Regions from separate parts of the Mus musculus genome. Here regions 1 and 2 are each linked to region 3. The links are chromatin loops, found by intact Hi-C in ENCODE. Cell type or tissue: heart. All regions are shown on one strand. Region 1 overlaps Prune2 (prune homolog 2). Region 2 holds the start of Pcsk5 (proprotein convertase subtilisin/kexin type 5). Region 3 holds the start of Rfk (riboflavin kinase).

Region 1 (8,000 bases), 230 kb before region 3:
GGCAGTCCTCCAACCACTGAACTAATTTATGTATGTAACAAAGAGCAGCAAATACCCCAGGGAAAACCTTTGTTTGTTTCTTGTTGTTTTTTTTATTTTTTATTTTATCTCACTTCTGACAAGAGCAATTTTATCATCCATGTGTATCTTTGTTGACTGGAAATCGGAAGAACTATAGAAACTATGACCTAAAGAAAACTTCTATTTTTGTAATCCTTTCCCAAAAAAGTATCAGTAAAATCAAAGAGCTCTTTTCTAGAGAACAATCCCAACTCCACCTTGATCCACTACATTGTTTCTTGTGAAGCTGTGGTTTTTAGTTGCCAATTTTTTAAACAATGCTTATTCTGAGAAAGGGGCACTGCCAGCTACTGGGTGTGCATGCCTGTCAGAAAACATTACATCAAGTAGAGATGGCTGTGTGTGCCAAGTGTTGTTGGTTCATTGCTCATTTCTTATTTAAAAGAACCTGCATGTGTGTGTGTGTGTGTGTGTGTGTGTGTGTGTGTTAACCTGCACATGCACGCACACACACACACACACACACACACACACACACACACTCGCTAGGCACTGTAAAATGTAGAAAGGATTTGATTTTGATTTTATCACTGTGCTAAGTATAAGAGGGTGCCTTTAGCTATGATAGATCATTTCAGTGCTTCGTTGCCCTGTGTGATAAAAGGTCTGGCACACCACTGCAGTTGGCCCTCCTTTACTTAGAAGCATAAACACCAGGGGTATGTAATCTATCAACCTATACAGGATCCATTCTTAAACTGGAGAATTTCAAATATGTCTCTGGCCCTGAACTTGGTGACATTCAGATCATTAGAGGAGACACAGAGTTAGTGTCAGAGCATCGAAACCCAAAGCAGCAAGGCTTCACTTCTTGGGAGTTTCAGTTAATTCAATACATCCCACATCATACTTTCTAATGTTTGAATTCAAGGTCACTTTTCCTTGTCACCTCTTTGAAACTGTTGTGACAAGTCGGCTTTACTTTGTGGTCACTTACAAGTGCTTTTCAGTCTCCACACTGTACTTATGAGGTTGATTTCTTTTACATGAATTGCCTGAAGTTAAAGAATAACACATATGATGCTGACCTCCGGTGTATCCTGATTGGCATCCTATGTGCTTGCTGCTCCTAGAACCATGTATGCTTTTATTGAATGCAGACTTGCTATTGTTATGTTCTCCAGATGTCTTGTGTTCCTGTGTATTTCTTTTTTTAAAATAATACATTCCTAAGATATATATTCAAGTTTTTCCTCTATGAAATCTACTACACATTTCAGTTTATATTGCATTTGTGTTTTATATATTGTGAAGCTCCATTGTTCATTGATTTTAGATTATTGCATCCTCTGATAAATGATCTCTGTTAATTAATAAGTAATATCTTTTTTACCTTAACAATGTGTTTTCTGCTTAACAACCATTTAGTTGATATTAATACAATGCCTATTCTGACTGGCTCTTAAGACACTTTTTTTTCTTTCTTGAGACAGAGCCTTGACTTGGCTGAAACTTGATATGTAAACCAGTCTGACTTCTAACTCATAGATCCACCTGCCTCTATCTCTATCTCTATCTCTATCTCTATCTCTATCTCTATCTCTATCTCTATCTCTATCTCTATCTCTGCCTCTTGAGTGCTGGAATGAAAGATTTGTGTCACCATATCCAGCTAGATACTTCTTTTTAAGCAGCATGGCTCCTAAGCGTTTAAGTGACATGATTTGCCTAGTCCAATCTTAGTGGTTCAATGCCATGGTTGGAGACTATTCTTTGTTCATTATAGTGAACAGCCTCTTCATACTCTTTGAAAGTACTTCTATCACTGCTTTCTCTCCCATTTATGGAGTCTCTTGGCAGTACTCACAATGCTCTTAGTAGCATACTTCATTTTCTTCTTTCTCTGTCTCTCTGTCTCTCTCTGTCTCTCTCTGTCTCTGTCTCTGTCTCTGTCTCTGTCTCTCTCTCTCTCTCTCTCTCTCTCTCTCTGTGTGTGTGTGTGTGTGTGTGTGTGATTGTATTTTTCCTAAGAAGACTTCCAGTGATTCCTAGTCAGTGCTATCAAGTGAGTTTATACTTACTTCTGGAACTCCAAGTCATCTGTCTTCTTTAATCCTAGGTGAAATTTACATTTTAATTTTGCGGTTTGAGTTTCAGCTGTCATTTAGGTCATAGAAATGCTTAGCACATGGCTAGTATCTTCAGTTCTTTGAGATCACTGTTTATCTTCTACCAAAGACACTTACCTGTCTGACTGCTCTTTCTAAGGCTTTCCATGCAGGTCCCCTCATCTATTTTAATTAGGAGCTCTTCCAGAGCCTTCTATAACATGTCAGGACCATGACTTTCTTCCAGCACTGTGTCTGTCTAGTCTGGAATCTTACCTACTCATCGAATTTTTAGTAACTTCATTTATGACACCTGAGTATTTCCCTTGGTAGAGTTTAAGCTTGAAAATGTATTAATTATTATCTAGATATTCAATTTCATATGATAGGACTTGTGTTTATGGTAGAGTATACCCACCTCATGGACAATACACTGTATTTTTTTGTACACTTGCACCATTGATAATATTAATTTGCCAATTAAGTATTGTAAGAAGTTAAAAATAATAACTAATAAAAATAAAGGAGTAATAACAAGGATATAACAGGTTTCTAAATTATTAAATTTTTATTTCTGGAACTTTCCGTTTAATATTTTCAGACTAGAATTGCATGTGGTAACAGAAACCACAGAAACTGTAGCTATGGGGCGGGTGGAGGAAGCTCATACCCAGTACATTACACCCTGCTAGACACAGCTAAAGCTTTTTATATTCTCTTCTTAGCAAAGACAGAAAGCCACAAATTAAGAAATCAAAGGAGCTCTAAGTTGAACTTAAAAGCAGTATTTTATTTAATTCATATGAGTACTTTATTCTAGGAAATTAAAAGTATCTAAGAATATGTTTGATATATATATATATATATATATATATAACATTTCAAAATAACTTTTAATTGGATCAAACACCCATTTAAGAATATTAAGTAAATTGAGTGAATTGAATAAATATGAATTTATATATGATGAAAGTAAAAAGCATACAAGTGTTATATTGATACTTAGATTTATGGAATACTAGAAAGTCTTTGATGTTCTTCCAAAATTCTGTCATAGCTTTAAAGATGTATGTTTATACTTTCACAACCCGGGCAAGAAGATATGTGTTGTAAAACGGAGGCTCTGTTGGGACCATGGAAATGGGTTATCCAAATTAACGATACCATTGAGACGGCAGTGTGAGCCAGATATTCCCTGTGAAGGAATAAAGTTTGCTATGTAGTCTGAATAGTCTCAAAGCAAAACAGGATAGAAACCATTTCTTGTGCATGTGCCCAGCAGCTTTAGCTCATCACAGGCACCCGAATCTAGCCGGGCAGAGCCCGCACAGCCATCAAGGCAGGAGGAAGGTGACACCGCATACACTTGTTCCTAAGTCTTTCCATTAGCTACAGCAAGTTATGGAGTCAACAACCCAATGTCAGGAAAATTCACTCGGAAGATTAGAAGCCAGGGACATGCCGCAACATTACTCCATCCAGTGAAGAAACCACAGAAGTGTCGTGAGGCGTCCTCTAGGTGGAGACGTGTAGCCAGTTCGGCAGCCTTCTGCCGCCTACTGTTTTTCATCAGGACACGCCTTTCCTACAGATGTTCATGCTCCTAAGAGTATCCCCGGATCTCTCCTAGACTTGCCGTAGGTTCTTATGGCTCAGATTTCCCTTATACCTGATGAATACCCATGAGCTTGTCGCAGTTCTTGCCTCCACACCCCCACACGTCCCATCCCCCGAGTGTGGCCTTCAGCTTTACCCTTCCCTGGTGCCTGCCTGCATGGTGTTCCAGCTGAACAGCTCAGGCTCAGTTCCATGACACCAGGGAGCAGGAGGCATGCTAGGATCTGCAGGTTTGTGCAGCTGTGAAATTACCTTTTACCTGGGTTCATACCCAGTTCTTAGGAATCTTAGCTATGCTTTGTCTAAACACGTACAACCCATACTCAATTAACCCACTGCTTCTGATGTTATTTTTGTTATTGGTTATTTTATTTATTTACATTTCAAATGTTATCCTCCTTCCTGGTTTCCCCTCAGCAAGCCCTCTATCCCATCTCTCCTCCCCCCTGCTTTTATGAGGGAGCTCGCCCACCCGCCCACTCCCACCTCACCTCCCTAGCATTCCTCTGCATTGGTGCATCAAGTCTCCACAGGACCAAGCCCCCCCCCCCCCACTCCTATTGATGTCAGATAATGCAATCCTCTGCTACATAAGCAGCTGGAGCAATGGGTCCCTCCATGTGTACTCTTTGGTTGGTGGTTTAGTCCCTGGGAGCTCTGGGTTGTTCAGTTAGTTGATATTGTTGTTCTTCTTATGGGGTTGCAAACCCCTTCAACTCCTTCAGTCCTTCCTCTAACTCCTCCACTGGGGTCCCAGTGCTCAGTCTGATGGTTGGCTGTGAGTATCCACATCAGTGTTGGTCAGGCTCTGGCAGAGCCTCTCAGGGGACAGCCATACCAGGCTCCTGTCAGCAAGCGCTTCTTGTCATCAGCAATAGTGTCTGTGTTTGGTGTCTGTATATGGGATGGATCCCTAGGTGAGGCAGTCTCTGGATGGCCTTTTCTTCAGTCTCTACTCCACTCTTTGTCCCTACATTTCCTTTAGACAGGAACAATTCTATGTTAATATTTTGGAGATGGGTGGGTGGCCCCATCCCTCAATGGGGGGCCATGTCTAATGTATGGATACGGTCTCTACAGGTTCTCTCTCCCCTTTGTTGGGTATTCCAGCTAATGTCACCCCTGTTGGGTCCTGGGAGCCTCTTGCCTTCCTAGCATCTACGACTTTCTAGTGGCTACCCCCAGTTATTTCTTAACTGTAAGGACACTTGAAACTCAGACAATGCTTTATTGTTTACAGGAAGGTCCATGTGCATTGTGCTTTATTCTTTCTAGGAGGTCTTGTTTGTGTTGGGTTTATTCCCCATAGCCTGGGATGTTGAATATTTATCATCTCTCTTTAAAACTCTTAAAACTGGAAGCCCATTTTCTCAGTCAACCAGCCCATCAATGGTTAAGGGAACCACAACTCACAACCCTGACCTCATATTCAGAACTTCTGCAGTTACTTCATTGTCTTACTGGTGAATCACAGAACTCATAAACCCCACAAAATTTAGGTGGATACTCTGTCACATTTAAAGCCCTCCCGTACCTGTTTTGAGTTGGGGGCCTGCACATTCATGTTCACTGTCAAGTGGACTTTCTGACATCTGTTGTGAGCTCAGTGTGATGGTCAGGAGGAATCTGGGGGCTCTTTATTCATTGATTTGAAGATTGACTCTTGGACCGAAGGCTAGAGAAACTGTGTGTATGTGTTCAGGGTCTTCTGTGTAATATTTACTAGGTGTTTACCCTCCTGGGTACTGCAGATATAACAGCGATTAAGATAGATTTGATGGCTTCACATAGAGAAAACGCTTAGGTTGGAGAGCAAAATTTGGTACATTGATGATAGGTGTGGTGGCTTCTGTCATCACGCATATTGAAGAATTGACACATTCTCCTCTTACTGGTGAGGAAACAGAATGATAAGATGAAATGATATGTGTTGTAGCACACAGGAAGTGATTTAATTTAGTTGCTTTGTTTTAATTTTGTTCTTTTGTTCTTGAGAAATAGTCTCATGTACCTGCCCTGGTCCCAGTCTCCTTATGTAGCTGAAGTTGGCACTGGTCCTCTTGTCTCCACCTCCCAAGTGCCGAGATAACAGTCATGTGCCACCACACCCAGATTAATCTCAGTTTTGACTGTAACTGCTCTTAGCAGCCTTTTTCTACAAGACAGGTAGCTAGATTTAATGCTAAGGAGAATCACACGGATGGATTGAGACAACAGTGTGTGTGTATGTGTGTGTGTGTGTGTGTGTGTGTGTGTGTGTGTGTGTGTGTGTGTGTGTGTGTGTGTGTGTATGAGTGTGTGGGTGTGTTATAGAACAAACTATACTATCCTGAGAAATCAGGAATCTGTGCCTCTGAGGATTTTCAAAACCAGGGCCTGGAGGCCAGGCCGAGGGCTTGCTGGTTAAGCAGGGAAACTAGAGTTTGCATTCCAGTACCTGCATAAAAACCTGGGCTATCACTCACACCCCCAGAGTAAAGACAGAAGGATTGCACAGCTGCCAGACTCATTGCCATTCATGAGCTCCAGGTTCACTGAGAAGCCCTATCTCAGAGGAACAAGGAAGAGACCAACAGAGCAGGACACTGAGTGCCCTCCCCTGGCCTGCACGTGTTCACGTGTAACTAGAGAGTGAATGTAGGGCCTTTCACATACCAGACAGGCACTCTGCTACAGAACGGTATCTCCCAGCTTTGCCCACTGTCCCTCAGCTCTGGTGCAGCATCAGTTTTAGGGAACACATCGACTCAAAGCCACAGATTTTGTAAAGAGACACTCCCTATGTTAGTCAGCTTCCCGTTGCTGACAAGACAGTTGAATGATCAACTTAAAAAGAGGAAGGAATTATATTTGACTGACTGTCGTGTCAGAAGTTTCAGTCTATGATAGTTGGGTCATGCTGCATTTGAGCCTATGGTGAGGTGGAATATCACGGCAGCAGTGAGTTACAGAGCATAGCTATCACAGCCAGGAAACAGAGACCTGAGGCAGTGTCCCAATATTTCTTCAATGTTATTCCCAATGACGTACCTTCTTGCTAGTAGGCCTGTCCTCCTATAGATTCTACACCTTCTAGGAGTGCTATAGCCTGGAAACCAGACCTTTACATTTGGGCCTTTGGGTATGTTTAAAACTTGCTGGTGCTGTGTTTTAGAAGGGTCTATGGAGATGCTGGGGAAGACATCGGCCACTGTAGAGCTATATGGAGCACTGTGCATTGGTTCGACTCCATCCTTCTATCTCCACAAGGAAGAGGTTAAGGGTTCTGGTCTACTCTAGTCTCAGCGCATAGTAGACCGTCAGTGCATATTTGTTCAATAAACAGAGCTAGTCTCCCTATTACCAGAGGCTGAGAACCTTTTTTTTTGTCACCTCAGTGATTTGTCAATGACCAGTGGACTTAGCCTGACTCCTTCAGAAATTGATGAAACTCTCAGTGTTTGGTAGGTCCAGACTGGCATGGAGAAAAGGCTCATTGATAAGGGATGAGACCTAATTTTAGAAGTAGAATAAAAAGGTGACCTATGTCAACTTGGATTCATGCCTACGTCTGAAGATTTACCATAAGGGATTAAAATGTCATGGAAGCCAATAAGAGAGATATAAGACCATGATAAGTGAACATTTACTGAACAACGTCCAGAGAATAAAAATGAAGGGAAATTCATGGTTTACAACCACCAGCTTCCTAGAAGAACATACACATTTGTCCAGTTCTCTGTTTTCCCAGTTTTCTTTTGCAGAGGAAGGTGACACAGGGGCTGGGCTCAGCTCTGAGCAGAGACAGGAGGATCATTTTCACTAACACATAGCGACAAAGAACCTTCAAATATTCAACAGCAGGGAGGGAAAGACTGTCAGTTCTGACTTCTCAGGGATGTGAGGCCTTTACTTCTCATTGCTTCGCCTTTCAATAACTGAGCAAGATAGGTTGTACATCCCTAATTTATAAGTTTAAAAGGTAAGGCTGGTGGAGTACCACGACCTTGGCCCATGTGACTGAGGTATTAGGCCCATGTTTATAGGAAGAGAACGGGCCAATACTCGGATCTGTCTACTCTAAAGCACACCTGTTGCATTTCATGTTGAAAAAAAATGCATGCTTTATGTCCATTGCGATGAGTTAGCTCTTTGCACTTTCTCTTTCTGAAGTCTTACCGGGTTTGTATTTGCTTGTGAGAGATGAGACAAGTGGCCATTGTACACAGCCAAACTGCTGTTCAGGGTGTCAATGAAATTGACATTTGTGGTTCT
Region 2 (8,000 bases), 440 kb after region 3:
TTGGGTGTGAAGAGCTACCCTGTGCAAGACCAGACGTATATCACCTCGGGACCAAAGTGGGAGTAACCATCCATTTATTCTCCTGTTTACAAAACACTTACAGGTTTACTAGAGAAACACAGTCCACTCGAGTACAGCTGATCAGGGTAGCCACATCCCCTATTTTTATGCTATCCATGAACACCCAGAAGTCCCTCTTCAACATTCATCAGTACTTAAGAATCCAATTATTCACAGGTCAAAATTAATCAGGAAATCAGGCAGCTCCATGACATCTTTGAGCAAGGTTCTTCCTGCTCAAGGTAATTCCCTGCTTATCTGAGAAGTCATCTGACTTTATCTGTATAAATAACATTTGTTTTTTAACATTTTAATTCAAGTAGGATTTAACATAATGTGCTAAGATAAAACACTTTATTATATAATTACTCTTCAGATATTTTCAGTTTCAGAAGGTATGTCATGTAGTCCAGGCTGTGCTCAGGACGACCTTGAAATATATATATATATATATCAATCACCCTGAACTTCCAATCCATGCACCACTATGCCCAATTTATGTGGTGCTAGGGACTGACCTCTGCTCTCTGTACAGTATTACCAGCTAAGCTACATCCCTAGCCCTTCTTCTTTACATACTGTCCCTTCCTTCCATCTCAAGCAAGCTTAGCCTATATTTAAGGCTACAACAAAGATAAATAAGAGAAGGTGGTACCCAACATCCAGGGAAATCAGCTCTCATGTTTTAAGTTTAATCTAAAACTGTTTTTAAACTGTCTTAACTGGTTAGCTGAAAGACAAAATCATTCTCCCTGTGTATAAAACCCACCTAACTTAGCCATAAAAAAAAAATCACTTTTCTGACATCTACATTTTGTATCTTCCATCTTAAAAATGTCCTTCTTTTGTATCTAATTAACATTTAGCTCTTGCTTATTTCAACATTCCTCCTCTGGTTCGAATCCAACAAACCTTTAACTGCAGGCGTATGTGCTGAGCTGAGCTAAGCAGTGCATAGTTAACTCACTCGATTATCTCAAGATTTATCACTTTACACATGAAGGCACAGGGGCGCCATTGAGTTCAATGACTCTCTACAGCCTTGTTCGTGGCTTCTGCAGTCTGCACACCCATATGTTCTCTGGGGCAGCCTCCTGTAAAGCAAATGCCCAGGATGGCTTCCATTTGGCTTTATCCTTGTGGAGACTTGCTCAAGACGTGCCATGGTTGCTGGTAAGTAAGGCTTCTATTGGTCATCTCACTCTTGGAATCAATGATGGTAAGGTAGTTCACAGAAGGATACATACAACACATACCCATTGCAAACCAACTCTTCACAAGAGACTTTCTCCCTGGATTCAAAAAACCAGAGATTAATTCCTCTCTGTATGGATTTATTCTACCTACAATTGATAATACGTATCTGATCTTACTCCTTTATATGTCGGTTCCCTGACCAGTACACTGTTAGCCCAAAGACTCAGAGAATAAAGGCTTCTTCTTTCTCAACCAAGCAGGCCAACAGCCATGCATATCTCCCACCTTTAGGCATTCCAATAGGGCAGCATTTCTCAACCTTCCTAATGCTGTGGCCCTTTAATATAGTTCCTCATATTGTGATGATGACTAACCATAAAATTATTTTCATTGTTCCTTCTTAAATAAAATTCTGCTACTGTTATGAATCATAATGTAAATGTCTGACACTTCTAATGGTCGTAAGCAACCCCTGTGAAAGGATGACTGGACTCTCCCAAAAGGGTTTGTGATCCACAAATTGAGAACCACTGTCATAGCAGCTGGCATTTCTAGATACTCCGGGGGTTTCTAGTAGGAGCTCAGCTTGTCGAATGCAGGCATCATAGAGCTGACATAGAAAACAAAACTTGATGTACTCTGTCTGACAAACTAGCAACCACTAACAATGGTTAGGGCTAGGCATCACGTCAGAATTTTATAGCATAGATCATTCACAAAATGGAAGCATGTTATGAAAACCAGGGAAGGATAATGCTGTCTCCATAACCACAAGCAAGAGAGTCCTCATCGCTGATTCCTCCCAGAAACCCTTTGTGTTTGTCTGTTTGCTTGCTTCTCCTGTTACTCGGAACATCCTGCCTTCCCTGAACAGGAAAGAGAACCTCCTAGGCTTTTCTGCAGAAATCTCCAGGCCAGAAATCTTAACTTTAATTGCTAACATACTACATAAAGCACTGCATTGATATTCTAAGTAGACAGTCAACATTGTAGCTTCAGTGTGGTGAAAATGTACTACCTTACTCACTAGACTATCATAGTGAAGACAGATAGACAGACAGACAGACAGACAGACACACACACACACACACACACACGTGTGTGTGTGTGTGTGTGTGTGTGTGTGTTCTAACTTGTGACACATGTGATAACACCCCCAATCCTCAGCACAACTGGGTAAAAATGTGAAAACATTCCAGAGACATTTGCAAATTATTTACTGCCCTAAGCCGAACCACATCTGGTTTATTGCTGGCTAGAAAGAATAACAAAAGGATGTGGAAAGTGTTAAAAGGTCAGTGCAGTAAAGGATGAAGAAGATAAGAAATACCTTCTGCCCTTACAGTGCCAGGATCTTACACACAAGAACTCAATTTACCACGCCTAAGTCTCAACCAAAGCTCATACCCCTTTGATCCACAGGGAAATGTTTTACACTGTACAATAGCAGATCTTTTTACATTAGTGATTGCATCAATTCAGCGGTCCTCTGTAACTACTGGGATGGCTGTATTTCCACATCAGGGTTGTAAAAAACTACATCAAATAGTTTTTTCATGTTACGTATATATAAACTTTCTTAGTATTCTTCTTAACATGAAAAGCTGTAGACCCTCACTATAAAGGCACTTGTAAAAAGTCTGTAGAGGCTATAGGATACTAACATGTTTACATGTTTAAAATGGATGAGAGAGGAGTTCTCTCTCCCCTCTAACTAGAGGCTGTGGGATTCTGAACTCTAAGCTCTATTCTGAGTCCAGGAGGACAGGAGTCTCTCTACCCTTCAAGTTAGAAGCATCCTAGTATTTCCAAGTCCAGGTCCTTTTAAACTAAATATTAGTGAGCCATGACTGGATATTTGCTTCCAGTGTACTGAGCTACCCAATCATTATTCAGGAGTATGGGAATTTTACTTGTTCCTTCTGCACATTGGGTGGAAGTATTCTCTAATTGGCAAGATGCACAGAAGAGCCAGCCTGAATCACAATCTTAGGTCCCTACTGTGGCTTTGTATGTGGGGATCAGCCTCCTGTCCCAAGCTCCTAATCTCTTGTTTGTCAATGTTGTTTCTGAAATTAAGAAATCAGTGTGATTTTGAGAACTTAGCCTCCCTAATACAACTGGCATAGAAGATGCTTAATGTTGGCTGAATTGAAAATGTCTCGTGAAAGATCAGAGATATGTTCTTTTCCCCTTACCACCACTGAGGGACATTCAGGGCTCAACTGTGAAAAGACCAGAATGGACTCAGGGTATCTTTCACAGAAGAGGTCAATAGAACTCCAAGAGGCAGTTCTCCTGCAGGTGATGGGCACTCTGGCAACAAAATCTGAATTCTTTAGGGGACCAAGGGAAAGAAAGGGTGGGGAATAGAACATAAGCTATGCCTTGCCCTGGTCTCAGTCCTCCACGGAACTGGCTTCTCTGGAATACATCCTCCCTACAGGAGGCAGGGTAAAGAGCAAGACCTTGCCAGCCCTCTTGTCCTCTGAACTCTCACAGCTGCTCCCCAGCTTGTTTCTAGAAGCAGGCACAGCAGCTCTGCTCCTGACCACTTCCCCCCAGTGGACAGAGCGAGGGCTGTCCAACCATCCCGCCATCGTAGGTGTGGAGTTCTAAGGAAACGGTTCTCAGAAACCATCTGTGCCCTCGTGCTTCAGCAGTATTAGTGGGCACCTTCCTGTCCCGCAGCCTTGAAGCACCGTGTGAACGCCCCCAAACGCCCCTAGGGCCCTCCCACCTTGGCTTTACTTTCAATTCTAGTCGCGTCAGAGCCGCGGCAGGGCTCCCTCCCTGGATCAGTTCCAAAGAAGTTGTGAGGTCCTTAGGAGGGGCATTTAACGGAGCCCTCTCCAGTCCAGTTTTTGGTAGGGACATGGGGAAGAGGACATTGAAATCCAGGCCATTTAAGCCAGAATACAAATCGGTGGCGCTGCCAAGGGTCCCATAAAATGTATTGGCATTTCCCTCAGCATGGCAAATCGAACGAAAACCCACCAAAGGCACCTCAGCAAAGCATTCCTGCCACACGCCACAACCGGGTACCCCAGGTTCCACGCCAGTAGAAGATTCCCAAGTTCCCGGAGCAGAACATTTCAGCCGCTTTCAATGTCTCCCAGGTTCCTCCCCACCCAGCTCCGGGGGCCCACATTTGGATCCTGGCCAAGAGAGGCAGCAGCCAGGACCCCCCTAAATCCGTGCTTCCCTCCCAGTGTCCCGCCCCCTTCCTCTCTCCCCACCACCTCCCTTCCAGACGCCGCACTCAAAGCCCTCCAGAGCACAGCAATTCTGTGGCCCAGGAGGTTAATCCAGGCTTTTCTCTCCCAGTTAGAACCAGGGGCGTTCTCACTCCTTGGCCTCCAAAAGTCTCAACCTTCCCTGCCACAGCCACTCGCAGGGCTATTTCCTCAAGCTAAATAGCGCTTCTGGACTTCCCAGGTCCAAAGGTCCAGGCGAGTCTCAACCTGTCCAAGGGCACTCCATATTTTCCACAGACCCTACCTGTCCCTCATTGCTTGTAAAAACAAATTAAACAGAGATCCCAGCAACTTCGGGGCATGTGTGTGACTGTGCAACGAGCGCGTTGGAGAGAGCATCGCCCTAGAGTTCGGGCCACAGCTGCAGAAGCACATCTGGAAAAGGGGGAGGGGTCGAAGCGGAGGGGACAAGAAGCCCCCAAACGACTAGCTTCTGGGTGCAGAGCCTGTGTCACCGGGGGTTGGTTACCTGTCCTACGTTGATGAATCCGTACTTGCTGGCTATGCGATCTGCCTCCGCGAAGCCGCCGGCGATCTTCACTGCCCAGTGGTTGGTGTAGACGCGCGTCCGGCATACCGGGAGCAGACAGCCGGCGAGCAGTGCCAGCACGCACAGCAGGTCCCGCCGTCCCGGGCGGCTGCAGCGGTTCCCCCAGTCCCAGTCCATGGTCCCGACGCTTCGCCGCCTTCGCCCGCCCGCTGGCTCGCGCGCTAAGCAGCGCGCACAACTAACTTCTCCGGCCTGGGCCGGCGGGGCGCGCAGCCGGGAGCGGTCGGTAGGAGGCTGAGAGCCCGGGAGCAGAGCAGAACAGCTAGCCCCTCTCAGGCTCTTAGACCATGCCTGGGGCAGAGGGGACGGGGTGACGGGCTCTGGGCCGGCGGGGCGTTGAGCGATCGCTCCCCGGCTTGCACGGGAGGCGGCGGAGTGGGACTGGAGCCTCCGCCGCGGGCTCTCCCGGCTTTGCTCTTGGACTCTTCGTTTGCCTCTTGCTCCTCTCCGGCCCTGGAGCTCCGTGGAAACGACCGGCCGGAGCGCAAGCAGCGGCCGGGCGCCCCCTCTGCTGAACCCGGCTCCAAGCGCTCGCTCGCTCGCTCGCCCTCTCGCTGCGCTCCCTCCGGCTCCGAGCAGCGCGCCGGGACTGTGAGTGGCGACGGCAGCGGCGCCCGCTCCGCATAAATGACTCCCCCGCCCCCCGGAGCACCCCTCCTTTCCCACATCTCCCTCCTCCTCTACTCCTCCGCCCTCACGAGCGGGGCCTCAGCCAGGAGCCACCCAGGTCCTAGCGCCTCCCTGTTCTCCCTGCTGTAAACTCCAGGGTCGGGCCAGTGAAGTCCTCTCCCCAAAGGGCTGAGAGGAGAGTGCCTCCGGAGTCTTGATTTCTATCCTTTTTATTCCGCCGGGCTGCATTTGAATTAATTTCCCGTTACTCTGGAAAGTCTAAGATTTACAGGATAATGAGAGGGAAGTATGGGCAAAGATTCATTCATCCCGGCGCTAAACGCCCAGGACTGAGCATTTTAAGGTCACTCCTGTCTCAATTTCAAAACAAATATCGAGATTTTCACTTCACTAATTCTTTATGCTTTTCAGTAACTGTTTATTTTGCGCATTCTGCTCCCCGGAGAAGCTGTCACACAGGACAGTTAAGTATCATTCACTCTTACAAAAGCCAAAGCCAAAAGTCTGTCGCCTGTTGACTTGGGAGATCAGCCATTCTGATACTCAGCAGCAACATCACAGGAGGGTGAAATCCCTGCTTAGAGCATGGAAAGATATTTCTATGAATATCTACAGTACTAGAGAACGGATAAGTGTGGGTTCCAAGGGAGCGGCCATTCGGTCATTCGTTTCTGTGTCCTTATCTCCAAGGGCTTCATTTACCTCAGCAAGGAGAGTTTTCCAACTTTCCAAGTATGTCACCAGAGCAGAGGGGGAGAGTAATATAAAAAGGACCACAGAGGAAGTCAGATGAAATGCCACCAAGTCTGCGTTAAAGTACCATGACTTCAGACACAACAGGGAATGGTGTCTGGCCTTCTTCAGACTTCTCTAACCACCTTGTCTTTTGCAGGTGAGGGGCCAAAGAGTAGTTTCTTGTAAAAAGAAAAATTGGTCTTTATGAAATGGTTTGCCTAACCTTAAAAGAAGCAGCTGTCCGAAGCCCTCACATCCTATCCCTCTCCTCTTCCAATCCCTTGTCATTCTTCCTAAAGACTAGTTGACTGTGTCTGAGATTAACCCATCTCAGGATGATTTAACTGTCTGAAGGATATCTGCAAGCTTAAATCTACTAGCACCTTGGAGCATAAATTTTATAGATTTTGCATATTGTATAAATAGATTATATTTTTTTTCTTTCAAACAAATTCAAATAACAATGCCCATACATTACAGATCAAGAGGTAGATGAGAAAAGCAGATACATGCTGCAGAAAGGCATGCATTCTATTGATTTATTTATTTGGCTAGTTTAACACATCTGTTTCAAGGGCCTGGTCTATGATTCCTATCAGATTGTGCTGGACATAGTCGGGGGTGGGGCACAAAATATTGGTGGAATTTAGGCTCAGAATTCTCTAAAGAAAATGCTCATTGTTACTTGGCATTATTTTTGTAAAGAGAGAAACCTAGGCATTTTGCTTGGCTCTAGAGTCCGTATAGTCTGGCTACTGGCCAGTCCCTTTGGACAGACCTCTTACCACCCCTCTCAACCATAGATTCCAGAGTAAGGGGGCAGGGAGGGAGGGAGGGAGGAAGGGGAGAGAGAGGAGGGAGAGGGAGAGGGACAGGGACAGGGACAGGGACAGGGAGATTTGCTAATTGCCAGGGTGACCATCTGCATCCATGCTATTAAAAGTTGCTGAATTCCAGATAGAACAATCAGAGTTAACTGATGATCTAAATCTCAGCACATATGTAAGAGACAGAATTGCATGGATTTGTTCTCGGTTGGGCAAGAGAGCATATCTGAACTTGATCAACAGCAAGAGGATGGTCCCAGTACAAAGTACTTTGAGAGTCAAGCTTGAGACATGGCCTGTAGATTTCTCTCTAGGATTCTGGAAATCTATCAACAGCACACACACACACACACACACACACACACACACACACACACACATGCACTTTGAAAGCCATGTTGCCTCTGGGTTTGAATTGTGGATTAAGTAAAGAGAAATGCCTGAGTCTCCTGGAAGCTAAAACCTTTTCCCCCAGGATAACAAATTGCTCATTACTAATTTTTCTATGATGTATTTATCTTTCTTTTCCACTAACATTCTTGCTTTCTGCAAGTGTCTTCTGTTTGACATACCCAATTATAATGAAGGTATGAGTTGGGGAGAATCACTCAGCCAATTCTCACATCAAGGTTTAGTGTCTTAAAGGGAGGGGTCTTCCCTTTTGATATAAGTGTATTTAAAAGAGAAAACCCAGCTGGTGAGACAGCATTTACCACTAAGCCTGATTAAAAAAAAAATAGAAAG
Region 3 (8,000 bases):
ATACCGTTAATCCCAGAGACTTGGGAGGTAGAGACTGGTAGATATCTGTAAGGTCAAGGCCAGCCTGGTTTATGTAGCTGACTCCAGGTCAGCCAGAGCTACACAGTAAGACCCCATCTTTAAAAAAAAATAATAATATTTTTTAAAAGAAAAAAATCTGTGTGCTTCAATAATTACAAATTCAATTGATTCAAATTTCACTGAAATATTCTATGAATTTGGTTTTCATGGTTGTTTTAGTCACTGGTCTGCTGCTGTGAAGGAACACCATGACCAAGGCAACTCTTATGAAAGAAAGGGACTTTCTTTCAGTTGCAGAGGCTTCGTCCGTTATCATTATGGTGTGGCAGGAGATGGTGACATGCATGGCACTGGAGCAGTAGCTAAGAGCTACATCCTACAATGTAGAGAGGCAGAGAGACTGGGCCTGGCATGAGCTTTTGAAACTTCCTAGTGATACTCTTCCCCCAACAAGGCCACTCCTCCTAATACTTAGTCCTATCAGAGAGTCCTATCACTCCCTGGTGAATAAGTATTCAAATATATGGGTCTATGGGGACAATTCTTATTCAAACCCAGTACAATGCTGACTCTCTCTCTCTCTCTCTCTCTCTCTCTCTATATATATATATATATATATATATATATATATATATATATATATAATATTTACTGTGATATGAACCTAATTCAGCTGTACTAATACTATCTGTTGAAGAAAATCAGAATAGATAACCATATTTCTTTAACATAAAATTTATTTGAGCTGGGCTAGAGACCACCCAGTACTTGAGCAAGAGCATGTATTGCTTTTGAAAAGGACCCAAGTTCTGTTGCTGGAACCTTAATCAGCTCATGACTGCCTGTAACTCCAGCTTCAGAACACTCGATGGTTCTGGCATCCACAGGAATTGACATTCACGTGCACACACGTACACATACACAGGCATACACATATACACAATCAAAAATAAAATAAATCCTTTTTAAAAATCACTGCCGGGTGTGGTGGCGCACGCCTTTGATCCCAGCACTTGGGAGGCAGAGGCAGGCGAATTTCTGAGTTTGAGGCCAGCCTGGTCTACAGAGTGAGTTCCAGGACAGCCAGGGCTATACAGAGAAACCCTGTCTTGAAAAAACAAACAAATGAATAAACAAACAAACAAACAAACATCACTCGAACTATGAGCAAGCTCTCTCTGCCTTTATAGAAGCAGGGCATAGGTTTACAATGACAAAGGTAGCCTCCTCCTTACTCCAGCAAGAAGTTAATCCCTGAAGATGCCAGCCAAACAAGGGCCCAAAGGAATCTGCATGAACTGGCTTTACCAGCAGGCTCTGCATGTCATTTGACTGTACCCCCATGATTTTCCATCCTAGAGACATAAAACCCTTTTCCTCAGAGGCTTGGTGCTGCACACTGATGTGGATTTAGTCTAACACTTGTGTTATGTTATTTGGGTTCCCGAGAATTGCATGAGAATTCATATGTAAGATGCTGAGGGTCCTTGCCCCAAGTTGGTTCTGATTGGTAAATAAAATTGCTAGCCAGTCAATGGCTGGGCAGGGTCTCCTTCCCTGCAGGCAGAGGCCAAGCACTGCAAGTGCAATTCAGAAAGAGCAATAGAAATACTTTGGAGATTTTTACGTTTAAAAGCACTAAACTTGACAACTCCATGCTCTTTCTCTCTCTCTCAACTCTAGATTTGCAAAAGTAATATTAATTAAGAAGGTCCAGTAACGTATCTTCTGAACCAAATACATCGGAGCACTATTAATGAGTGTGAAAAACAATAAATCACATGGATGAAACACACATCTGAGTATCTGCAAGCACTCCTGGCCCCCATTTTTGAAGTGGCTTTGACAGATTCTGACTTGATGACTAGATGAAGCAGAGATAGAGCCCGGAAAGGCAACTTCATTTTTAAGTAAAAGAGAGCCCTCGGAGGCTACCAAGATGCAGTGGAAAAGAAACAGAATTTTCTTGTCCATAGCTACCTGAATGTACAAAGTATGCATCTATAGGAATGCATACGAATAGCTTCATGAAAAAGGAATTTGCTGGGCATGGTGGGGCCTGACATTAATCTTAGCACTTGGGAGATTGAGGCAAGCGAATCTCTGTGAGTTCAAGGCCATTTTCTCCTAAACAGCAAGTTCAGATCAGCCAGGGCTACACAGCTAAAACCAAGCTTCAAAATTAAATGAGAGAGTATGACACGTACTTAGCATCTATTTTCCTTCCTTCTTTCCCTTTTTCTTTTCTTTTTTTTTTTTCTTTTTCTTTTTTTCTTTTGAGACAGAGTTGGCTGATCTGGAACCTACTTTGTAGGTCATGCTAGTCTTGAATCCACACCCTTCCTATTTTATTTCTCAAAAATCATCTATTTTAGGTCAGGTGTGGGGCACACCTTCACCTCTAATCCAGATTTAATTTAGAAGGCAGAAGCAAGCAGATCTCTGAGTTCAAGACCGGTCTGGTCAATAGGGTGAGTTCCAGGACAGCCAGCGCTGTACGGGGAACCCCTGTCTTGAAAAACCAAACCAAAAGAAATACAAAACCATCTATCTTTATTCCTCATTTTATCTCAGTTCTCTCACTCCCTTAGAGCGTGGACTTGGTGGTATAAAACCCAGCATGATGTATCTGGTTCTCACCTCCCTGTGTGCTTTGTCACTGGTGATGAAGAAACTGAAAACTACCATTCTAACATATCAACTATTTGGAATGAAAGACACCTGGAAGACAGCACTAAAAACATTCTTACCCAGTTGTGTTAGTGCATGCCTATAATCTCAGTACACAGAAGGGCTGAGACAGAGTTGTGAGCTCCAGGCCAGTCTGGAATAGAGCCGGTATCCAATTACCACCACCTTCAACAAACAAAGAAAAAAGAAACCGCCCCCCCCTAAGCAGGTAAGTGATTACATTCTTAGTTTCTTAGGTCTCTGTAGCCCGTGGTCTCTGCATCTGACTCCTGGCATTATAAGTATGCACCACCATGCCTGGCTCACACTTTTAATATTGCCAGGCAACCTGTTAAGTAGTTTTCTTTTTCTGTTTAAAAAAAAGTATTTATTCACCTTACGTCCCAATAGCAGCGCTCCCTTCTCCCAGTATCCCCTCGCACAGATCCTCCCATTTAAGTAGTTCTCATATATTGGCTGCTCAAGGAAGCAGGGTCTGCATTCAAATTCTAGTTTATCTAGGGCTAGCGTGAGCTTGCAGCCACAGTCATTTAAACTTTTCTAAAGACTTCTGTTAGAGTGTTTACTGGGCGAGTGTCCTATGGGGCCCGGGGTTACAGTTTCCTTCCCGTTAATTCCCTAGCACCTTGGTAGTGTGCTTTGTTCTTTCAACACATATTTGTTTTATGCTGGTCTGAAGGCAGTGAGTTCTCTCAACTGATTGTTCACAGTCAGTTACAAATACCTGTTTTGTGTTAGTATACTAGAGTCAAGGAAATGAAACGTTATCAAGAATGTTCCCAACATAGAGAAAACATTTTTTAAGATCAGCTGAACATTCTCAGAGTTACATACGAGTAAGGGAAAAGAAAGTGATTGCAAAGATTGGGCAGAATTTTATTCAAAATTGTGGAGGAAAAGAACAACTTAAGTTATCTTGTGAGCAACGCTTATTTCAGCAAAGCCCAAACTCAGAAGCTGAAAAGGCGACAATTAGAGGCTGGGCTATGGGTGAGGGCGGGGCCACAGAGGCGAGGGCGGGGCCTCAGCCGCAGGAGGTGAGGACGGTCCGCACTACGATGTCGGCGAGCGGGGCGCGGCTTCTGGGCGGGTCCGCAACGGCGGGGGCGGGGCTACGGCGGGAGAGCAACGGAAGCCGAGCAGGCCGGTCGCCTGGGCCGCAGACCTGTGCATTCGCCGCGGTTGTCGTAGTTCCGGCCGAGCGGCCGCTGGGATCTGACGGCTGGGTGCTATCCTGCGGGCAGGCACTGGTCGCGGCAGGTGTCTCGCTCCGCCGGCCCAGCTCCCGCGGGATCCCCCGGCTGGTCCGGGCCCCGGCGCCGCACTCACGGCGGCTCCGTCGCAGGCACGGAGCGAGGAGCAGCCCGCGTCCTCCGAGGTCAGCGTCATGAGGAGCCTGCCGTTCTTCTGCCGCGGCCAGGTGGTGCGTGGCTTCGGCCGCGGCTCCAAGCAACTGGGCATCCCCACAGGTGAGCGCGTCGCGGGGCCGTGGAGCTCTAGGCCGTGGGCAGGGGACCCGGCAGCCGCGCTCCTGCCGCTAGCGACGAGCTGCGCAGCCCCGTCCGGGAAGGCACCGCAGGTTGGATTGGCCGAACTCTCAAGCTGTTGAAAGTTCCATTCTAATGATGCTACTGTGTAGTGATCAATGACAACACGGGTAGTTCTATGAGAGCCGACGTTTATTTGGTCTGACTACGTAAGTTTTAGTAATCAAGACTTGATTGTCCATTCTTAAAATTGATGCCTTGGGCTGTGCCTTGACCTATTAAGTCAATCTTTGAATTGGGGATTTGGGGTTGTGTTTTTTGAAAATAAGAATCTTTTAAAGTGACTCAGCCTACTTAGGGGCGTTACTAGGAAAAAGCAGGGACTTTTGCTTGTTTTAATTCAAACAGATAGGGTCTCGCTCTGTTTCCAAAGGCTTCCTCCTACTCCCTGAGCTCTGGGGATCTCTCAGGGGATCTCTCGTAGCCTCCCAAGTGGAGGACTACATGGGTAATTTACGATAAACCTCTGTGTTTATTTCGTGTCTTTGTTTCCACTTGGGCATTTTCGTGTGGCTTTTTGGGGTGGAGGGAAGAGATTTATACACTTGCTTTGTGCCTCACTTGTAACCTGTGCTGTCTGAAGAGAAGAAATTCAAGTCGGAATGTGGAAGGTTGGAAAACAGAAAGATCCTGGGAGTGTAATGATTCAAGTTAACGTTTTAATATGTTTTTAATCAATGTTTAATGTGAATCTTGTAGCAATGAATATCTGTTTACTTCTATTTAGCCAATTTTCCTGAACAAGTGGTGGACAATCTTCCAGCTGATGTGTCTACTGGCATTTATTATGGTTGGGCCAGCGTTGGGAGCGGCGATGTCCATAAAATGGTGGTGAGCATTGGATGGAACCCGTACTATAAGAATGTGAAAAAGTCCATGGTAAGAGTCACATCTTGCTCTTTTAAATGCACACAGAACCCCTCAGCTTAAGGGTTTCACAGTTATAGAGGCAGGTGGATCTCTGATATTCAAGGCCAGACTGGTATATATAGTTCCAGGACAGCCAGGACTACTAGAGAGATCGTAATTCAAACAGACAAACAAATAACAGGAAGAAAAGTAGCCTGGGCTGTATGCTAACTGACATTCCTTCCTTCCACTTCATCCCTGCCCCGCCCCCAGCATTTATTTACTTTTATTTCAATGGGATAGTTTTCTCCATGTTTTTATTCTGTTTCTGTGAATAAAGAGTCTCCTCATAAGGAGCATATAGTTGGATTAGGTTTTGTAATAGTTTTCTGCTAATCTCTCTGTGTTTTGATTGATAGCCGTGAGCCATTTAAATTAAATATTTAATTTTTAATTGTGGGTGTGCACATGAGCTCAGGTGCCCATGGCGGCCAGGAAGGTTGGATCCACTAAGAGCTGGCGTTAGCCCAGGCTGTCCAGCTTCAGTGCTGGGAAGCAAGCTCTTGGGTCCTAGTGTGCTGTTAGCTGCTGAGCTATCACTTCAGCCCTCCATTTTGGTTTAAAGCCACACCGTTGAACACGCCTGTCATCCAATGTAGGAGGGAGAGGAATAGAGCCTGGATTGTGTTGTGAGATCCTGTCTCACAAGAGAGTAGTTGCTAGAAGGAAGGATTGCCATTGTGTCGCTCTTTGTTTTCAGTGTGTCCTATAAGTGGGCCTTTTCCCTCATCTTTCAAAATTACCTGTTTTATTCAGTCATTTTTATTGGTCTCACTGTGTAATTTTACCTGGCTTGGAACTCCCAGAGATCTAGCCACATGCCTTTGCCTCTGCCTCTACCTCTCCAGTGCTGGGATGAAATGTGCCATCACGCCCTGTTGGTTTTGTCTGTTTAAGGGTCTATTTAAGCTTTATGGACCACCTAACAGACTCAAAAGTGAGGCCCTTTTAAAAAAAGCATTTCTTTGCATCATTGATTGCCTTAAGACACTGCTTACTGTAGTATGCTTTAACCTCATCCCTCTTCTCTCCTGCTCACTCTTTCTTTCTTGTTGTTTCATTCTTCCTTTTTTTTTTTTTTAGCGTTGCTGGGAATGGAACTAGGCTTCATATTCAGGGCCACATTCTACTTAGCCTCCTAACCCTTCCATCTAAAATCACCTGGAGGGTATAGTCTTTTTTTTTTTTCTCCTGCCCTACTTTTCCCCACAGCTTACATACTTAGCTGACCTTGAACTCATGAGCCAACCTCTGCCTCCTGAGTGACAGGCCTGTGCTAAAAACTTTTAACATTGAGGAGTTAATAAGAGAAGTGTGTCACAGAAAACTGAGTTAAAATGCTGATGTAAGAGACCAGTGGCTCGAAACCTTCTTAATGCTGTGGCCCTTTAATACAGTTGCTCATGTCGTGGTGACACCCAACCATAGGGTATTTTCATTGCTACTTCATAACTGTAATTTGGCTATGGCTATGAATCATAATGTAAATATTTTTGGAGGTAGAGGTTTGCCAAGGGGGTCAAGAGCCACAGGTTGAGAACTGCTGAAATAGTAATGCCCATGAACTCCTAAGGACTTCAAGTCCCTAAGGTTGTGTTGCTGTGAGAACACTCATCTGTTTTTCTGTGGGGCGAGGAAGGAAAAGGGAGGAGAGGTTGTTTCATTTCCTCTTTAAGCTACTCAGATAACAGAAATACTATTATCAAGCCCATTTCTGGGCCGCCTTGAATTCTTCTGAGAGGATAAACACAGTTACCCACGATCAGGATGCTCGTGCAGTTCAGGGCAGGCTGTTTATTTTTAATATTGTTATATGTCAATATCAACCATCTGTGAAGAATATTTTGCCCTAACAAAATAGTGTTGTCCTATTAATTTTAATACAGCCCAGGTAATTTTCTCTTATAGCAAGTGTTTTTAATAATCTAATTGGTGATCAAACTCAGGTCTTCTAGATTGGTGGCCAACCACCTTTACCACTAAGCCATCTCACCTGTTTTTGAGAAAGGCTTTCCATAGCTTAGTCTTGCCTAGCTCCTGAGTGCTGGGATTGCAGGAGCCATTGTCTGTCCTTGGGTCCTTGAGCACACTGTCTGACTGTCCATAGGATTAGAACCTCTACCAGGGTAAGCCTGAGACCTTGCCCATACCTAACAAGTCTAACACTGAGCTGTATTCAAGTGCCCCACGCTCCTTTGTTTATTATTTGAGATGACTTCAGTAAGTTGCAAAGGCTGGCTGTGAATTTGCTCTGGAGCCCAGATCCTCTTGCCATAGCCTCCTCAAGTAGTTGGAATCACAGGTCGGCACCAGCAGGCCTGATTCTTGTTAGTGTAAATTCCCCAGTCCTCTTTTCAAGTTTCCTTGGATACTTTGGATACTTTTGGTTTTACCATATAAGTATTAGAGAAGCTTGTTGTTTGTTTCTGTTGTTTTTATTTTCAAGAGACTTTTTTTTTTTTTTGGTGATTCTTTTTTTTTTTTTTTAAGATTTATTTATTAACATATGTAAGTACACTGTTGCTGTCTTTAGACACACCAGAAGAGGGCGTCAGATCTCATTACGGAGGGTTGTGAGCCACCATGTGGTTGCTGGGATTTGAACTCAGGACCTTTGGAAGAGCAGTCAGTGCTCTTACCCGCTAAGCCATCTAGCCAGCCCCTCAAGAGTCTTTTTAAATGTGGATATAAAAGAGAATGTGTGCCAAGTACTTCCCTCTAAATTGAGAAGATGGAGAAGTGTAGCAGCTGTTAACTGTCACTGACGGCTCTGAGAAGCCTGGAGGTGCATGTGCAATGCCTTCAGTCTCAGTCCCCAGGAGGCAGGAGCCA

Evidence for each region. Peaks named below come from ENCODE experiments on the same cell type or tissue, not always from the same donor. Only the 100,000 strongest peaks of a DNase experiment are listed, where the experiment ranks them.
Region 1: it touches region 3 in a loop (2.5-fold over the local background); 4 of 42 quality-filtered maps call a loop at or near these places.
Region 2: a loop joins it to region 3, with 3 times the contacts of the local background. A loop is called at or near these places in 4 of 42 quality-filtered maps.

Annotation. Positions count from the first base shown.
Region 1 is chr19:17,160,003-17,168,002 of GRCm38, forward strand. All of the region lies in intron 9 of Prune2 (prune homolog 2), which reads left to right. Among named protein-coding and RNA genes, the nearest start is that of Gcnt1, 190 kb to the right of the region's middle. In heart, a CTCF peak has its summit at 3,627; DNase peaks (open chromatin) are centred at 3,659 and 6,419; H3K4me3 peaks cover 610 bases.
Region 2 is chr19:17,831,972-17,839,971 of GRCm38, forward strand. Pcsk5 (proprotein convertase subtilisin/kexin type 5) reads right to left here and starts at 5,661. Exons shown (of 38, transcript NM_001190483.2): 1 at 4,984-5,661. The coding sequence starts at 5,181. In heart, CTCF peaks have their summits at 3,838 (motif pointing left), 5,336 and 5,625; DNase peaks (open chromatin) are centred at 3,880, 4,420, 5,080 and 5,700; H3K4me3 peaks cover 3,507 bases; H3K27ac peaks cover 2,435 bases.
Region 3 is chr19:17,390,212-17,398,211 of GRCm38, forward strand. Rfk (riboflavin kinase) reads left to right here and starts at 3,832. Exons shown (of 4, transcript NM_019437.3): 1 at 3,832-4,181; 2 at 4,987-5,138. The coding sequence starts at 4,100. In heart, a CTCF peak has its summit at 7,720 (motif pointing right); DNase peaks (open chromatin) are centred at 3,840 and 6,820; H3K4me3 peaks cover 2,281 bases; H3K27ac peaks cover 1,124 bases; H3K27me3 peaks cover 593 bases.